Regions from separate parts of the Homo sapiens genome. Here regions 1, 2, 4 and 5 are each linked to region 3. A link is a contact called in ENCODE Hi-C or POLR2A ChIA-PET data. All regions are on one chromosome and are shown on one strand. The core of a region is the stretch at or near the end of the contact, and the rest is flanking DNA. Distances in the headings are between cores, read along the strand shown.

What was found. Hi-C counts contacts between places; a loop is a spot of excess contacts on that map. ChIA-PET counts read pairs that join two places held with the same protein, here RNA polymerase II (POLR2A). Pooled maps may share reads with other maps.
Region 1: a map of CD8-positive, alpha-beta T cell shows a loop between it and region 3 (6-fold over the local background). The contact joins the promoter of ING3 here to the promoter of TES in region 3. A Hi-C loop is called at or near these places in 3 of 168 maps with a recorded cell type or tissue (CD8-positive, alpha-beta T cell and naive thymus-derived CD4-positive, alpha-beta T cell) and 10 of 50 pooled maps. POLR2A ChIA-PET finds 5 or more read pairs at or near these places in 3 of 52 experiments (CD4-positive, alpha-beta T cell, CD4-positive, alpha-beta memory T cell and activated naive CD4-positive, alpha-beta T cell).
Region 2: a pooled map shows a loop between it and region 3 (10-fold over the local background). The contact joins the promoter of SMIM30 here to the promoter of TES in region 3. A Hi-C loop is called at or near these places in 1 of 168 maps with a recorded cell type or tissue (K562), 1 of 37 single-sample maps with no recorded cell type and 8 of 50 pooled maps.
Region 4: a loop to region 3 is called in a map of K562, with 7 times the contacts of the local background. The contact joins the promoter of CPED1 here to the promoter of TES in region 3. A Hi-C loop is called at or near these places in 1 of 168 maps with a recorded cell type or tissue (K562). POLR2A ChIA-PET finds 5 or more read pairs at or near these places in 2 of 52 experiments (CD8-positive, alpha-beta memory T cell and activated CD8-positive, alpha-beta memory T cell).
Region 5: a loop to region 3 is called in a map of CD8-positive, alpha-beta T cell, with 19 times the contacts of the local background. The contact joins the promoter of SAMTOR here to the promoter of TES in region 3. A Hi-C loop is called at or near these places in 3 of 168 maps with a recorded cell type or tissue (CD8-positive, alpha-beta T cell and naive thymus-derived CD4-positive, alpha-beta T cell), 2 of 37 single-sample maps with no recorded cell type and 10 of 50 pooled maps.

Annotation. Positions count from the first base shown.
Region 1 is chr7:120,948,942-120,952,325 of GRCh38, reverse strand. ING3 (inhibitor of growth family member 3) reads right to left here and starts at 1,549. Exons shown (of 12, transcript NM_019071.3): 1 at 1,402-1,549; 2 at 1,091-1,162. The coding sequence starts at 1,429. RefSeq lists an enhancer at 927-1,006.
Region 2 is chr7:113,117,201-113,120,679 of GRCh38, reverse strand. SMIM30 (small integral membrane protein 30) reads left to right here and starts at 2,126. Exons shown (of 3, transcript NM_001352688.2): 1 at 2,126-2,152; 2 at 2,519-2,612; 3 at 3,073-3,479. The coding sequence starts at 3,102. The coding sequence ends at 3,281. The region is part of intron 2 of LOC107986837; the gene reads right to left. RefSeq lists enhancers at 1,727-1,866, 1,761-2,355.
Region 3 is chr7:116,208,699-116,212,090 of GRCh38, reverse strand. TES (testin LIM domain protein) reads right to left here and starts at 1,552. Exons shown (of 7, transcript NM_015641.4): 1 at 1,357-1,552. The coding sequence starts at 1,383. RefSeq lists an enhancer at 624-863 and silencers at 1,224-1,313, 1,454-1,653, 1,408-1,670, 1,704-1,833.
Region 4 is chr7:120,986,794-120,990,267 of GRCh38, reverse strand. CPED1 (cadherin like and PC-esterase domain containing 1) reads right to left here and starts at 1,557. Exons shown (of 23, transcript NM_024913.5): 1 at 1,356-1,557; 2 at 398-877. The coding sequence starts at 646. RefSeq lists an enhancer at 2,302-2,381.
Region 5 is chr7:112,938,564-112,941,756 of GRCh38, reverse strand. SAMTOR (S-adenosylmethionine sensor upstream of mTORC1) reads left to right here and starts at 1,882. Exons shown (of 5, transcript NM_152556.3): 1 at 1,882-2,166. The coding sequence starts at 2,007. RefSeq lists enhancers at 1,414-1,753, 1,408-1,924 and a silencer at 1,954-2,053.

The DNA of each region.
Region 1 (3,384 bases), core at 300-2,799, 4.7 Mb before region 3:
TGTAAGCCCCTCACAAGTGATAATACAGTCAGAGTCAATGAGTAAATTAGTAAAGCCCTAAAACAAACTCAGATCTGACATCAATGTCTGTGCTCAGTCCTGCAGAGAACACTACTTCAGCAAATCTTCAGCATTTCAACTACACTAAAATTAAAATGAATTTGTGAGATAGCTGGAGAACCACACACACAATTCATACTTCATATCACAATCCACTGAACAGAAAGTGGCTTCCATGCCACCACTTTTTATTATGTGCCACCTGAAACTTACCGGAAAAATATACTCATAAGCAAAGGGTATAGAAGTGGGTGTGTGGTCATGGGCAGAGAAGCCAGGAGCAGTGAAAAGGACAGGTTCTTAGCTGCAGCAGGTGGTCCCTGAGCCACCTATTTATAGTCGTTGCTCTATGAAAGAGCAAAGTTAATTTGGGGAAAAAGTCCTAGAGACTACCAAGCTATCACTGAAAGAAAAAGAAATGTTCATTAACTGCTAAAATTTTTAGTACAGCACATAAGAAACTTTACAGTGAAATCTAATTTCTGTCACTCATTTTAACCAAGAAAATGACGATTCTGTTACAATTTAAAATGTATCTAATGTGTAACTAAGTTTTCAAAATTTGACATTTGCCATGGTCTCTAAAGAGCTATATATAACCTCTGCTTCTGTGCTTTCCACTCTTGAAAAACTGTGAATAGGATGAACTTTAAAATAAGTATAAATGCTGAAATCTAAGTTCGATACGAAAAGGCTCAAGACGACATCTCAACATTTATTATGCTGACGTCCATTGAAACATAGATAACTATGTCAATGACGGTAGAGAAATATTTTTTGCACAATCCCACATTCTAGAAAGGAATACACGTGTCCCAATGCCTCCTGCTCTTGCAAAAGCCAGAAAAAAGTAGCATGGGAGGGAAGGGGAAGGCGAGATTCAGGGCTGCCAGTTCTTTTTGACAACTCCTTATGCACTAGCGGAGTGAGCCAGAGGACAGTGAAAGAGCACTAGGCGCTAGCAGTGATGACAAGCAAGTCTGGCACTGAACGCGCGCAGCGAACAGGAGTAGTAGACGCGCCGACTTACTCTGCACCTGCAGGTCCATCTCGCGCATTTCCGTGAAGCGGTCCCGCAGATCCATAGGAAGCTGCTCAATCACTGTCAAAGGGAGAGTCCGTCAGAGGGGCGGGGCCAACGGCGAAATACGCGCTTACGTCACTGCGCGCGTGCGTCAGGGGGGTCGAGGGGGCCGGCAGCCCACAACGAGGCTGCCAGTTACCGTGAGAAAGAAACATCCCCCGCCGCCCCCTCCCTCCCGCCATCTCGCTGCCCGTCCACTCGCGCTCTTGCCCGCCCGCACGTCCCACTGGCGGCCGCCGCCAGCGCCGCGCACTCACTTTCCAGATAGTCTTCTAGGTACAACATCGCGGCCCTTAGAGCTGAGGGAACAAGGGGGTCCAGGGGTTTATTTGTGTCACTCGCTGTCGCCGGAGTTTTGTCCCCTCCAATATGGCGCCTCCGCTAGCAGCACCCGCTCGACTCCGGCAAAAAAAAAAAAAGAAAAAAAAAAAAACCACTTTGGCGCCTGAGGCGCTTGCCTCACTGCCGCCCGGAGCTGCTATTGGTTGGTTCAAGCAATGACGTAGCCCGGCCGGTGTTCGCCCCCGTGCCTCTGTGGGAAATGTAGTTTTCTTCCTCCTCAGCGAGGGTTGGCGCGCTGGCGGCTCCCCTCGCAGAAACTACGAATACCGGGCGCCATTGCAAACAGTGCGTAACAGAATCCGAAATGCGGTGCCTCTGTTTATTTGTTGATTTTTGCACAGAGAATGGCGGGAGTTGTATGCACCTGCATAACACAACTAGGAACAACTTTTCACCTGTTCTTTGATGTGATTCCATGCCCCGGCGTTTGTGAGTTATGGGTTTCAAGAAGTGCCAGGCAAATAGCAAAGGTTCTAAACACTAGAATAATCAGCAAAGTTCGGGGAATTTGGATTGCTTAAAATAGAACTCTCTACTGGAATTTATCCTCATTATTCACTCTAAAATATAAAAGAGACACCTGGTTGGCTTACGTGTAATTTTAAAATAGTTTATACTGAGACTATGGAGTGAATATACATTTCCCAGATTAAAAGATGCACAAATAGTGTCAGTAGCCACTTATATATTCTAGTTTGCGGTCCATCTAATCGTCATTCTAATGTAATTGATCTATACATACAATCTGCATCCGCAAATAATAATAATAATAATCTTCATCATCACAGTGAGCAGCCATGAATTACGGATGCAGCCTTGATTTCTAATAGGCTGTTAATAGCAGTAACTTTATGTTGAGTAAATAGTCCATATTCGAGGTTGGTTGTCTTCGGCGTTCTTTAGTTTCTACTTTTCGACCTCTCCCAGCAAATGTTTTCCTGTGATATATTTAGTACGTCCCTACTCAGTTTCTTTTTAAATTGTTTTTTATTAAAAACTCTTGCACTCAATAAATGCTAGATATTGTTATTTTCCACTCTTCTTAACTTTTCGATTTTCTGGGGAAATTGTCATTAGTTCATAATTTATTGTTCATTTTCTGTTTTTCAAATTGCAGTTGAAACTGTGTGTGTGTGTTTCTTGCTTTCCTTCTCCATTACATACTCTTGTACTCAAGGTTTTCACTGCTCTTAAGCAGGAAACTTTCCTGTCGTGAATGATGAATCATGATGAATCTCAACGGAACCTTACTTCGATCCTAATAAGAATTAGAATTTTATAGTTTCTAGTTAAGTTTTTCATTACTTCCATCGAAAATCAAGTACTTTCGATCTTTTTCTCCCTTCTTTTTTTCCTCCTTTCTTCGTTTCCCATCCTTCCTTCTTCTGGCTGCTTTTAACATCTCTTTGACATCTTTTTGCAGTTTTGTAGTGATCTAAGTCTGAATTCCTTCCTTATTCCCTTTTCTTTCCTTAAAATTTTAAAATTATGCTTAGGATTTGAGGGGATTCCTGAATTTCAGGATTGGTGCCCTGCAACAATTCTAGAAAATTCTCAGCGTTTGTCTTTTCAGTATTGCTTATTTCTCATTTTTTCCATTAAGACTTTCTCTCTTTATTCTCTTATTTATCTTAATCTTTCTTTTATATGTTTTATTTTAGAATTTTCATAATTTTTCAGGTTTGGAAGTTCTATTCGGTTCTCTTTTCAAGACATCTTATAATTTCTTATACAAATTATTTAGTCTGTATCTTGTTTCTGTTAAACCTAATATTGAAACATTTATGGGCCTTTTAGTGCTATTTCTTCAGAAATGGGCACTTTTACTCATGGTGGCTTTTTCCTGTTGGGTTGCGATTTTGGACTCTGAATTCCTGTTTCTGGGATTACAAGCATAA
Region 2 (3,479 bases), core at 877-3,376, 3.1 Mb after region 3:
TAAGTATCATTGGTGCCATTGATCTCTATTTCAGTAAAGGATGGTGTAGGTGCAGATTTGTTTGAATCGAAAGACTAAATTATGGATTCTATAACCCTAGACACTTAGTGTCAAAAGAACAACTACATAGAAGCCTGTAGAAACATTCATACAGCTTGGGAAAAATGGGAGTGTAGCATTGCTTCAGAAAATTGGTGGTTCACATTGCTACCAGAGATGTTCACAGGCAGAACTTGTAGTTGGCAGATGACGGACACAGAAGCAGCTTCTCATCTATCATCGCCTTTTTTAGAAGAGAGACCAAACATGTACAACATGGCAGTTATTATCCTGGTCAGCAATCTAGCCAAAATATCTAACCTGGTTTACAGCTAGGAAATAACAGTTCACTGAGATAGAGTGAAGGCATGTTAAAAATCACACAGTAGGAGCAGGTCAAAGCAGTGAAGGAGATTATCATATTCATGGTACTCCAGAAATTAATCCTTGCAACTACATCAGCTATTACTGGAACCCCGCCCCCGAGATCGACATTTCCCAATATAATATATATTTCACAAACTAATAAAAACCATCATAATTTAAAGAGAAAGTTTCTTGCCACTTACAGACTCTTTAAACTTAAAACCAAACCATTATCTTTAATGTTGACGTGCCTAGAAACAAGTCTGTAACAATACTAACTTTAAAGTAGTCTCTGCTGACTTCAGCTAACTAAAATAAACACATAAGGAAAAATAAACATGTAGGGAAAAACAAAATGTTCACAGTAGGATATGAGAGAATATTTTGGAAGCTATAAAAATATAACTCCTATTCCAAATATAATTGATTACAAAGGCACGAAAGTAGCTCAAAACAAAGGATGAAATGAACAAAACCTTGTTAAAATAATCAAGGTTAGAGAAACAATGCTGACGTTATTGTGCAGTTATTCTCAGATTTCCAATTTTCTAGTCACCTTGGTTTGGTTTATTTGGCACCTCTCGGTCTCTCATAAGATCTTGTTGGCATATTTATCTAGTCAAATCATTATTATTATTAGGCAACATTACTGAGCACCTGCTGGGTGCCGGTTAGGAGCCAAGAATATAAATCTTTGCTAGAGAGACTAGGAACGTGTAAGAAAAAGGGTAACCGACAACACAAGAATACATGCTAATTATTGGCATTGAACTGAACGTACCTGCATTATCTAACAGACTGAACCAGGGGACTTTCAGACCAGGCAGGTGGCTTCACACCCAACCCTCATCATTAATAATTTATAATGTAAGGATAGCAAATAAATTTTCAAATCAGTAAATATGAAAGAGTTCAGAAGATCAGATGACTAGAAAGGTTCAGTAAGGAGTTCACAATTAGCAGACAATTGAAAGAGCGCCTTTCAGAAAGGTTACGACTTACATATACAAATAACTAATTCTTGTTTTATGATTTAAAAGCAGTATTTTTACATCTTTTCACAAATATGTAGGGACATTTGGGGCTGAGGTTTCACAAAAACATAGGTGGGAAGGAATCACCGCAGTGCACTCCTGAATAGATTGTCACTTTAGGACCTGAATCCTGAGAGATCTTCTGCAACAGGGCTAAACCCATTTTTCCTAAACTTTATTTTGCACTACAAATGTTTTTTAACCTTTTACGATATGTCTTATTAACCGCGCTTTTTCCCCATTGACTAAAAAATTAATAAATGGCATATGTTTCATTAGGAAGATGGTGACAGAGATTTCCTGCTTCAGAAACGTTGGAAGCCACTGGTTTAAAAGCACCCGGAACAGAGGGCTGTACTTGGGTTCTCTCTCCCCGCTGTGTCATTTCAGTCGAAGAAAAAGACAAAATTACATGTGCGCCTTACAGACTCAACAGGGTAGAAAACACTTGCTATCATTTCTTTTATTTTGAAGTGAGCTTTTATATAAACACACGAAACCATCTATTTAATAGTAAAACGTTGGGCAGGGAAAGGAAGTCCCGCGCGTTCGCGACTCTTCGCCTCCGCTAGAGCGTGACCGTCACGCCCTCTGCTACTTATAGGGGGAACGCGCCGGGGCATCATAGGAGTCGGCGGCGGCAGGGATTGTGGGAAATGTAGTTTGGAGACTCCGCCCTCCTCGCCATTCCTGTAATGGCTGCTTCCTAGAAGGTAATGTACGAACTCGTCTCCAAAGGATACTTAGGTTGCACCAGTGTATTTGTAAAACAGGAGCAAATTTGGACCTTGCCGGGCCAAAGTACGAATTCTTTTTCAAATCTTAATATCAAGTCCTGAAATGAAATTATCTCTGTTCTGTTTCTTTTTACCTTTTCTTGTGTGGGTGAACTGACCAACTTTTAAGTCTAGTTCCCTGTTGGACAGACTTTTCTCAACTCATTACCTATCCCCCTACCGTCCATATGGCCTCCACGCTCTGCACTGACTCTAGCTGCCTCTTTAAAATAATAATAGTAATAATAATTAATTTTTAAATCCTTCTCTCCGCCCCCTCCCCACCCCCCATGCTAATAATAGGTCGTGTCACGTGGAACCTCTTAATCTCAGCATCCGGAGCTCCAGGAAGGGAAAATTTCAAGTCAGATAGAATTCTATATATACCATTTCTTTGGTAAGTCTTATTAATTCCCCACAACTTCGCAGAGTTATATGTTGTGTGACTTTTGCCAAATTTGTCTGCATTTCTTGGATGGGAGAGACCCTAAGAAAATGTACAATTTTTACCCACTAGGATATTTTAAGTTTCCAAGTTAGTGGCTCGTGCTTTTTTTCTGTTTGTTCTTAATTATGAACTCCTGTTCAATTTTTGTTTGGTTGATGCACGAGGTGTTGGCATTATCGTGGAAAATTCCTGGGTTTAGAGTGTTATCACGAGATAGGGAGATGAACCTCAAATTACTGTCTTTAACGTCCCTCTGTTTTTCCACCTATAAGATGAGGAGATGGATTGGAAATGATTCATAAAGTATCCAAAAGATTGGCTGGCCTGTTATTTGTCATGTGTTCATTTTGTCATTTGAAAAGGGAGGAATTTTTAATGGTTCCTTTTTGTTTCCATGTTTAATTTCTAGGAACCTTCAGCCCTCAAGATTCCAACATCATGACCTCAGTTTCAACACAGTTGTCCTTAGTCCTCATGTCACTGCTTTTGGTGCTGCCTGTTGTGGAAGCAGTAGAAGCCGGTGATGCAATCGCCCTTTTGTTAGGTGTGGTTCTCAGCATTACAGGCATTTGTGCCTGCTTGGGGGTATATGCACGAAAAAGAAATGGACAGATGTGACTTTGAAAGGCCTACTGAGTCAAACCTCACCCTGAAAACCTTTGCGCTTTAGAGGCTAAACCTGAGATTTGGTGTGTGAAAGGTTCCAAGAATCAGTAAATAAGGGAGTTTCACATTTTTCATTGTTTCCATGAAATGGCAACAAACATACATTTATAAATTGAAAAAAAAATGTTTTCTTTACAACAAATAATGCAC
Region 3 (3,392 bases), core at 303-2,802:
AAATGCTTTCCCCGCTTTTCCCCCATGACAAGCAAGATTAACCAAAAATATTACAGTTATTTAAAAGAAAAAAAGAAAGAAACCAAATGGGAAGAGAATAGAATGCAATCACGCTACCATTAACAATTTATGTTTTTCTGTTCTTGGATACCTTTTTGAGTGCCTGAGAATTTTAGTCGCAAGGAATGAAAAAAACTGTTTTCTCATTTCGAGTTTTTATTGGTCAATAGCTTCCTAACCGAAAACTCTGCAGTCCTAACACAATATTTTGTATCCATTTTCAAAAATCCAGTTCTGGGCATAAAATAGAATTAATGCTCAAGTCAAAAACTTTGTGTTTAGAAGATAAAATATTAGGAACCATGAGTATGAGAAAAACAAAAACTGTTTTCTGTATTTTTCCCTTCCTCTCTCTGCAAAACTTCTCTATTTGATAAGGGACAGCTAGCTTAAATTTACCACAAAGTAAAACATGAGCAAATCCCCTGGAACGAGGAGAACTTTCGCACAGGGCAATTCACTCGAATGTGACATCAGCATTCCTTCTGAGTCATAGTCTGGTCCCCACCCTTTTCTCCCAGGCGACACCAGGCTCCGCATAACCCGGGAGTGGCTCAGGTAGGGCCGTCGGTTCCAGTGCCTGCGAGGCAGCAGCCAAGCTGAAAATGTCTCCCTGCGCTGAGACGCTGGTGACAACCGCCCTTTGGGACTACCTGCCAAACAAGGAGAATGCGCTCTTTGACAGATAATTCCCTAAGAGGGAGGCACTGCCTCGGTCGGTAGACAAGTAATGAATGACCGAAAAAAAAATCACATTAGAAGTTATCACCAGCACGGGTGCGAAGGCAGTGCATTAAATCAACACTCATTTTAGAGCGCCCCAGACAGCCCAGCCGGAAGGGAGGAGATCAGAGCTGTCAAAGCACAGCAGAGCCCCAAACCACAAAGGCTTAATGAAATTCAACTTCCTGAGCCAGGAAGTGTCACGGTCTCGCCCGCACTCGCCCTAAGCTCGTCCTTTCCTTTTGAGGAGGCACAGGCAGAGCTGAAACATCTTAAGTAAAGTTTCCAACACCTACAACCACTGGGATTCCGTGAGACTGGAGAGAAGAGTCCCGCGCCCGCCCTCGCTCGCGCTTCCAATTCTGTCGCTCCCGAGTGTGGGGAGCTGGCGGGGCCGCCGAGCACCTCCTCTACCCAGGGGGCCAGGTCCCTGGGCCCGGGGCACCGCAGACCCAGAGCCGGGCTCACACCGGGGGGCCCGCGAGCCCCACCCACCTCGGCACCTCCGGCCGCCGCGCGCCGCGCGACCCGCGCAGGTGAAGCAGCCGCCGCCCGCCACGAGCGCCCCCCTACCTTCTTCACTTTGTTTTCCAGGTCCATGTTAACGCGTCCTATGGGTCCCCTCCTCCTCCTATCCGGGATCCCACGGCCGGGTTCAGCTGGCCTCCGGCTCCGCTGCGAACACGGGAAACCTGCGGAACTCCCGCGGCGCCGCTCAACAGCCACTCGCCCGGCGCCGTCGAACTTCCGCCGCCCAGTCCGCCGCAGCGGGCCTGCGGCCCGGACCCGGGAACAAAGGGGGCCGGGCAGCCAATGGCAGCCGGGCAGCTCCGGGCCGCCGCCAATCACCGAGCGCCGCACGCACCTTCGCGGCCCGAGCGCGGCGCTGGCAAGGTGAGAGGCGGGGCGGCGTCCGAGGCGGCGCCCTGCTGGGCAAGCTCAGTGACCCTGACCTGGTCTCCGAAGGGATTCTCTGGGCGTCCACGGGCCGGCTTCTAAAGAGCTGGGATCCCCAGCCTCCCTCTAGCTGAAGATGGAGAAGAACTTTTTCCATTTGGCAATTTGTACCTGTGTTTGCCCAGGACTTTTTATTTGGGTCAAGGGGAATAGTTATCCCAATACTAACTTCTCAGTTTATTTTCAGGGTAAAGAGAGAAAAAAAAGAGAGAGAGAGAGATTGTAGGGATCGTTAGGGATTCCTGTGATGGACCTTGGGCACTAAATTCAATATTGCGTTGTGGAGATGCCCTTTCCTCAATTGCTTTTTTCCACAATCCCAAATACTGTCAAGAAACCGTATCTTACATCCCTAAAGTCAGCGAAGATTCTTAGATTGTTTTCTGAGCATTGGGTTGTTCAAAAGTAAAGATGATGTGAATCACTTCAGAAACAGGTTGTGTCATTCCTTTGGAAGCAGAGGGTTGCCCTTTGTCTCTGTGTGAGATGGTGCTAGGCCTATCGCGTGCTCAGGCTTTGATGAAGCAGAGTCATCACATTGGTGCACCAAAGCTGAATTCATTTCATGCCCTAATTCAGGAGCAATTGCATCTAATACCATCAGATTGGTCGGTCTGGAAGGGAGCCTAACGATTACTTAGTCTAGCTTCCTCACTTTGCAGGGAACTGAGGACTCCAGAGGTGCAGGGACCTGCCTAATGTCTTAGCCTGTTGGGGACAGAGGCATTGCTCATGAATCTAAACAACTTCTCAAAGATGTTTGGGGCTGGAAGCACAGCATGTTGACTAAGGAAAAAGAGCAGTCAATTTTCTTCAATTTGTGGTTATGGCAAAAAATAACATTGCCCAGACAGCAGGTGACCTAATTTGGCACCTACTTTTAAAAATAACAAAACAATATAAAACAAACAAACAAAAATTCCCTAATAATGCAGATATTCAGGTCCAGATGTATGTCTGCCTTGCCTCGAGAAATTTGGTAGCTAAAAATATCCAAAATTCATTTTAGCCAATACTTGCAACTCTGCTTACTTGATTATTTGTTAACACAGAGCATTGATTTATAATGTGCATGTTTCCTTTATCCTATTAAGAATTAAAACTGAAATTACCAAAATGAGTTATGCATTTTTCTTTTCAGCTGATGTAAAACTTTTCTGTGTCATTTTCCCAAACCACCTTGAAAGGTGTGGGCCCCTGCAAAGTCTGCCCGTTGTAAGTGTATAGGATCATGAGGTCTAGCTATGACAAGGCAATTTTGTTTCTTTCAGAGAGCTTAACAGATGGAAAATGTCCAGTAAAGCAATTTAAATAAGGCATCAAACAAATGTTGTAACATAAATTTTGGACCCTTATTTGATGAGGTTGCAGAGATGACACTAAGAAAACCATCTGGAAACTTTTTTTTTTTAACTGTCAACTTCTGCCTTTCTCCCATTCTTCCTTCCCAACCCTCTCAGCATTACATTGTGTGTGTGTATCATTGGCAAGGATGGAAATAGAAATTCAGTGAGTTTTATCTGGAATTATCACTGTGCCAATTATATAAAAATAATTATAGATTATGTATAAATTATAAAAATAAAATTGAGGTAGATAAGTGTTAAGAGAGTTAAATTGTAAGTTTTTGTTCAGTTATTCAGGTGTTAAGC
Region 4 (3,474 bases), core at 308-2,807, 4.8 Mb before region 3:
ATACTGACTGCCTTGAGAAAAGAGACACTCAAGGTTTATCAAAGTTTTTGAAACTTTGATTTATGTTTTTGAATTGTAAATCCTCAGATCTCTTAGAATACTGATATTTTAGAAAGAATCCACATCATTTTATGCCTCCTCCAAACTGTCTACTTCATTCCACTGAAATGAAGTGAAATCCTAAGAGATAAAGTAATGCCAGAACTTTCTGGAAGTAACTATAAGAAGTTGAAGCTTATGTAACGTGTTTCCCAGTCATCAGGTCACTCTCTAGGCTGTTTACACTCTGGATCCCTTTCAGACCTCATGGAAGTTAATTTTAGTTTTATAGAAAGGACAGAGAAGCAGATTGCTGTCTTTGCAGAAACTGTCTCCGTTAAGCTTATGAGAGTCTTACCTTTCTGGTTTCCTGGGCATTACCAGAGAGAAGGAAGCACTGTTTGTCCTGAGAGAATCCTTTCTTGCATCTGCTTGCCTGGGTTTCAGTGGATGTGTGTGGGACAGCCCCAGGGGCAGCGGCTGTGAGCTTCCTCGACCCTCGGAGGGTCAGAGTCTGGTAGAAGAGACAGATTGCCACCACTAAGCCCACCAAGAAGGGTCGGGGGCAAAATCGCCGACGACAAGGGAACACTGGGCGACAGACCATGACCAGTTCAGCTTCACTTGGCCCCTGTCCACGTTGCGGGAAAAGTCATAGCAGCTATTTTTTGTCAGCATGAAAAATACTAATCTGTCTTCTTTTTCCCCAACTCCAATCAAGTTTGCTTCATCCCTGCTTAAGAATTTTCCAAAAGGTTGTGCCAAAGAATCATAGGTCCCGAAAGTCTGAGGCTTTTAATAAGAGCTCTTCCATGGATGACAGTCAAAAGTGGATGACCTGAGTTTAAAAAAAGACATCAAATAATAATAGTTGTAACGAATAACCTGAGTGTACCCCAGGCTGCCAAACTGTTGCTTCCAGCAATGCCTTATTCTCACATCTTTCAACTCACAGTAAAGGAGTCCGACTCTGCCTCAGCTTTGCAGGAAGAGAGAAAACAATACCAAAGTATATCTGGAGTCTGAAAACAGCATTGAAGAACGCAAAAGATTAAAACCCAAAGTGCCTGTTGCACAGCTGAACTCAGGCCAGGTTGCCTTAGCAGTTCCTCAATTTTCCTCCGGTTTTAAAGCAGTCTTGCTTTCAGCCTTTTGTATGCTTCCCTTCATTTAGTTTTAAATTCCCACTGTCCTGTAAGTATTCACGGCTTTTAACATAAAAAGGGCATACGCAATTTGAATGGACATGGTTACTGTCAGGGTTTTTGCTTGAATTTGTTTCATTCCGTCTCAAGTTCAAAGTTCTATGTACTTACTCAGTTTTCATCCTTTTAGCCAGGAAAAAAAAAGTTTCCATGATTTCCTAATGGATTGCTGATGAAAACCACTCGGAAGGAAACACCCAGTCGTATGACTCCAATTCATCTCACACACACACAGAGAGAGACACACACACACACGCACACAGACACATAAACACACGCGCGCGCGCCCGCTGCACGCCCGGCGGGAGCAGAGGACCTCGGCATCGCAGCCACCCGGGGCCGGGCAGAGCGGGGCGGAGCTAAGGCCGGGTTCCTCTGGCCCTGGGGGCTGCTGGAGCAGCGCTGTCAGCCCTGTGTCCGAAACCGTGGGCTTCCCCACTTTGGAAACAGCAGCTAGCATTTCCCCAAATGAGGCTGCCCACCCAGAGCTGCAGAATTTAGAAACGTATCTGATGTCTGATCCTCTGTGCAACTTCTTTTTCCTAATACAGAATTGGAAAAACAAATAGCCTTAGCCAATTGGTGACAAAGGTCGAGAATGAGACTAAAGTGAACTCCATGAGTGAATTGGGATATTCTTCACTCCAGGGAATTGTGGTTACTCTTCTGAGGATAAGAGGGTCACAAGTACTGTCTGGACCTCAGACAGCAAGCACCAGAATAACTCAGTCGTCTCTCTGTGTCTTAGTATGGAACTCAGATCACAGATGTTCTTATTACTCCTTTCCTGGACTAATTAATTGGGTCTTTCAATGATCTGATGCTTCATGGCCTGACATTTTGCTCCTAAAATGAGTCGATTATAGCAGGTGTTGGGGGTAACTTTTGCCCAGTAGATAAAGGTACACAGTGGGCTTTGTCCAGAATCAGCTCAGTCTAATTCTGTGCAGACCTTCGGGTGGACGCTGCTAATAGTGCAATTCTGCAAACCCCCTTCCACTTTTGCTGAGGCTGTCAAGGCGAAAGGAAATCAGTCCTTGCTTTGTGAACTCTGGATACCCAGGGCTGTCTTAGCGCATAGCAGGCATTATTTAAAGGCTCTGGACCTGAAGAGGTTTTCAAACTTGTTTCTAAGCCAAACTCTTGTGGGTTGAGGTTCTCCGTGAGGCCACACCCCTAGAGTGAGCCTCACCCAGAGGCACGCTGCTGTCAGCCCCTTGTATTTTGAGAGACGGAGCGCCCCCTAGGGGTGCCCAGCTAGCACAGATTCAGAGAAATGGGCATCTAGAGTTCCTTGCTTGTGAGAAAGAAACCCTTTTAACATCCTATAGAACAAATTAATTAACACATTACAGAAGAAATATTCACACGGAAGCTGGATTTATCCCAAGCCCTTGCATGTATCGCCTCCAGTGGCTTTAATATTATTTTATGTATAGGTTCAGAGTCCTTAATCTTATGACAAATGGGATAGAGAAAAATAAAGTGATGCTTCACTTTTAGAAGCCAAAAGAGTTTTAAGAGAAAATGGCTGAACAGTGGTGTTGTAGGACATATCGTTTTGGTGGATGCAATGTGATTTGAGAGATAATAAGAATTGTGAGATTTCTAAATTGGAATCCAGGGTGTGACAATGCTGTTACTGAGTGATAAGGAATAGGCAGACAGTTCTATTAAGTTCTGTTAAGGCAAGAAGTCTGAAAAACAGAGTTTGGGGAATCTAAAGAGTCATTCTTATGCTTTATTAAATTGTTGAGAACAAGGTACAGAAGAAAGTAAATCAGATGCTAAAATAAAATTGCCATTCGGTTGGGAGAAATGAAAGACAACAGTATTGAAAATTTTAAGATAATATAGCTAGACTTCAAATAATGGGAATTGGGAAGAAGGTGGAAAATTAGTATCCCAGAAATGATTCTAGTAGATTAAAGAACCCCATTTCCCATTTTAACCACTGAGTCCAAGGGAGTGGAAGAAAGCAGTAAGGAAATATTTGCAAGAGAGAGAAAAGAGGTAGCTTGAGAAGGTGCAAACAAGAGGTGGAAAGGAGATATAGCAGGAATTATCACCAAATAGACTAAGGCGATACACAAGCATCTGATTTTAGAGTAAACCCAATCTGGATATGATTCATGGCACTGCCTTTTATCAGCTGTTCTTAAACAAGTGGTTTGACCAAAGTCTCAGCTTTCCTCATTCGTGATATAAGGATACTAATGTTTCCTTTGAA
Region 5 (3,193 bases), core at 633-3,132, 3.3 Mb after region 3:
CAAATACTTGTGTGCAAATGTGTTTGTCATGACATTATCTGTAATACAAAAAAGCTGGAAAAAACATAAATCTACAATAACTGGGAATTGGTTAATGAAATAGTAGGCTATTCATACAATAGATTGCCACATAGGCATCAAGAAATATCCTATTTGAAATTAGTATATACAAACAAAGAAAAAATGTTAAGTTGTTATCTCTCAGTCCAGATGTCTTATTTTCTTTACTCTTTTCTGTATTTTCCAAATTTCCTTCAGTGAACATCTTCAGTTAAGAGGCCTTAAAAGTTCATTTGCTAGTATTATGCTGAAAAGTTCTTTTTTAAAAAATAAAACTACAGTTCAGCACAAGTGAAATTTAATGCTCTTTTTACTATCATTGTATCTTTCGAATATCTGCACCATTATTTGCCTTCCATATGTATTAAAATATGGAAAGAGCCAAAAGAGACATGTAATTCAAGCTCCCCTTTCTTCCCAAATGAAATTCCCCCAAATAAGACCACCATATTTTCAATTTATTAGGCACTTCCGCTTAACTTCTCTTCATAATTATAAGGAGTTCTTTTGAAGTTTATATGTCCTTGTCTTTGTGTTTGATCTGTCTCTTCACTGTGCTGTAGGGACACATCTTCCGCCTTTAAATTCCATCAATCTCCCTTCACCTCCCGCTTCTCCTGTGTCCTAGACAGTGTGTATAATTCTTTGCTCTTCAGCGTATTCAATATAAAGAAGGTAGCATATAAAACAGTTACATAATGCAAGCTTTATTCGTAGTTAGAAAATCATTATCAAAATGTTACCATTGCAATCATTTCCATAGACTGTCACGTAACCAACACCTGCAATGGGGAAGTGGTACACAATCCAACACAACTCATTAGGGGCTCTCAGTCTATTCAATCTCTGACACTCCAGCAGCCTCAGTACCACTTCAGGAGCCAATGCAGTCTACCTCTCTCCAGAGAGCAGTGTTCCACCTTTCTGGGACAGAAGTCAACAATCGCGTTCCCCAAGAGATGGAAAAGAAGTGGAGGAGGGTGAACAGGTTACCAAACCCACTTAGATACACTCCGCATAGACTAACTCTCCAAATTAAAGGACAGGAGGTCACCTGAGCTGACCATAAAAGCTCAGAGTGCTGATGCGAATAAGATCAGGGAAGGCTGCTTATTAACACCGTGGTCACTACAAAAGTTCTTGAGGGCATCTGCTGTGAGTTTTCCATCGTTCCTTATTGTCCTCCTGCATCTCCTGTTGCTTTTCTTGGCCCTCTCCTTTTCGCATTTTCTATGTCCTTTGCCCAGCAGTAGTACTGCAGGCATAAACCATTGTCGACCTGAGAATTAAATTAGCATTTGGTAGCCAGACCTCTCCTTGAGCCTTAGAATGCTTGTGTGCTTGAGGTCCCTGAAGTGTAACGTCATCTCAAAGCGCAAGTAACTAAAGGGAACCTACATGTGACAAGGTGCAGCGGAGGTTCAAGCAGAGCACCCTGGCCGCATCGCAACAGATTATAAAGTGTAGGGGATGAAAATGATGGAAGACATCAGAAAGCCGAGCTGTAAAAAAGCCCAAACTAAGCAAACTGAGACGCGCAAGCGCGTTGCTCACAGCTCGTCTCCCGAGGCCGAGCCACAGCGCCTGCGCACAGAATCCGGGGAGGGTGGGGAAGAGATGAGCACCCAGGCCTGGAGCTCCCACTGCCTCAGCCTCCCTATCCCCGCAAGCTCCGCCTCCTCCAGCTGCTCGCCTTCCCAAACAACCGGGTTCGCCGCCGGCGCTTTCTGCCCATTGGCCCTTAGCCTTTTCCGTTTCCGCCCAGCCCTCAAAATCCACCAATCAGTTTGCACTTTTGGGTGAGGGTCCACCTCCAAGGCTGTCGCTCCGGTTCCTCTGCCTCCTCTGGCTGCTGCCTCCGCAGCTCCCTCCTCCTACCCCACCTCCTCCATCTGGGGAGCGTCTGCGGGGGCCTGAGGGGCGGCGGCGGCGGCGGCGGCTGCGATATGGAGCCAGGGGCCGGCGGCCGAAATACTGCTCGTGCGCAGAGGGCCGGGTCCCCGAACACTCCGCCGCCCCGGGAGCAGGAGCGGAAACTGGAGCAGGAGAAGCTCTCCGGTGTGGTGAAGAGCGTCCACCGGCGGCTCCGCAAGAAGTACCGAGAAGGTAAACAGCGCGCTGAGTGAGGGAGGAAGGGGAGGCCTCATCACCCCCAACCGCTTGTCACCTCTTCCCTCCTCCAAAGAGGCCACCATTAAAATGTAAAGGATCTGCACGTCCCCCCAGCCGCTGCTGCTCTCCCGGGCCTGGTCTGAGCCCCCTAGTCGGCATCAGACGCGCTCCTCCCCGCCCCCTTTTCTTTGAGGGCCCTTCGGGAGAGTTCTAGGCCTGTAAAGGAATTGAGTCCCCACCCCCTCCAAGCCCCTGTCCCCAGCCGGGGTGCTGAGGTTGTTGTCTCGGCACACACAAACACATACACGCTCACAGAGGAGGTGGGGGTCGCTTTTTGCAAGAGACGCCGAGGTAAAACAAGACAGGTAAAATCCATTTGTAAAAGACGAAAAGAAACCTGAGTTGTCCCTCCTTTACGCTTGACCTACCGGCTGTACCATTTGCTTCCTTATCAGACCCCCTTCCTAGTACTTCATTCCTACAACCATGCCGAGCCTTCCTCGCATTGGCTTCCAGGGCTGGGAAGCCAGCAGGCCTTTTAGCTGACTGGACTTCACATTGTTAAAAGGGGGCGGGCTACACTCGTGGCCCCCACTCCCATTTCTTAAATACTTGGTCTTAACTGTTTATTTAGGCGATGAGGAAGAGATCTGGGCAGGTTCTGAAAATACCGTTTGTATTGGAAGCCTCCTAAAGACACCTGCCGATAAAGCCCACCCTCGGCTTCCATGGATGGGGTTCCGGTGAGAACCCCCTCTGTGGAAGCTCATAGGGGAAGAAGCCTTAGTGGCTTTTGCCTGTGCCTGAAGAGTGTTTATAGTTGGAGTCTACAGTTATCCTTGATATCTTTAAATATAGGCTTTTGTACACAGCTGTTTTATAAGATTTTGACAGTGAAAATTCTGTTTTCATAGGCTTGGGAGAGAGACTTCTCCTGAGTATCGAAATGAGGAAAGCTTTCCACTGGTTCTCATTTTAGCTTAATTGCAAACTGAAAAGTCAGCAGCCTTCTGGTGTTAGT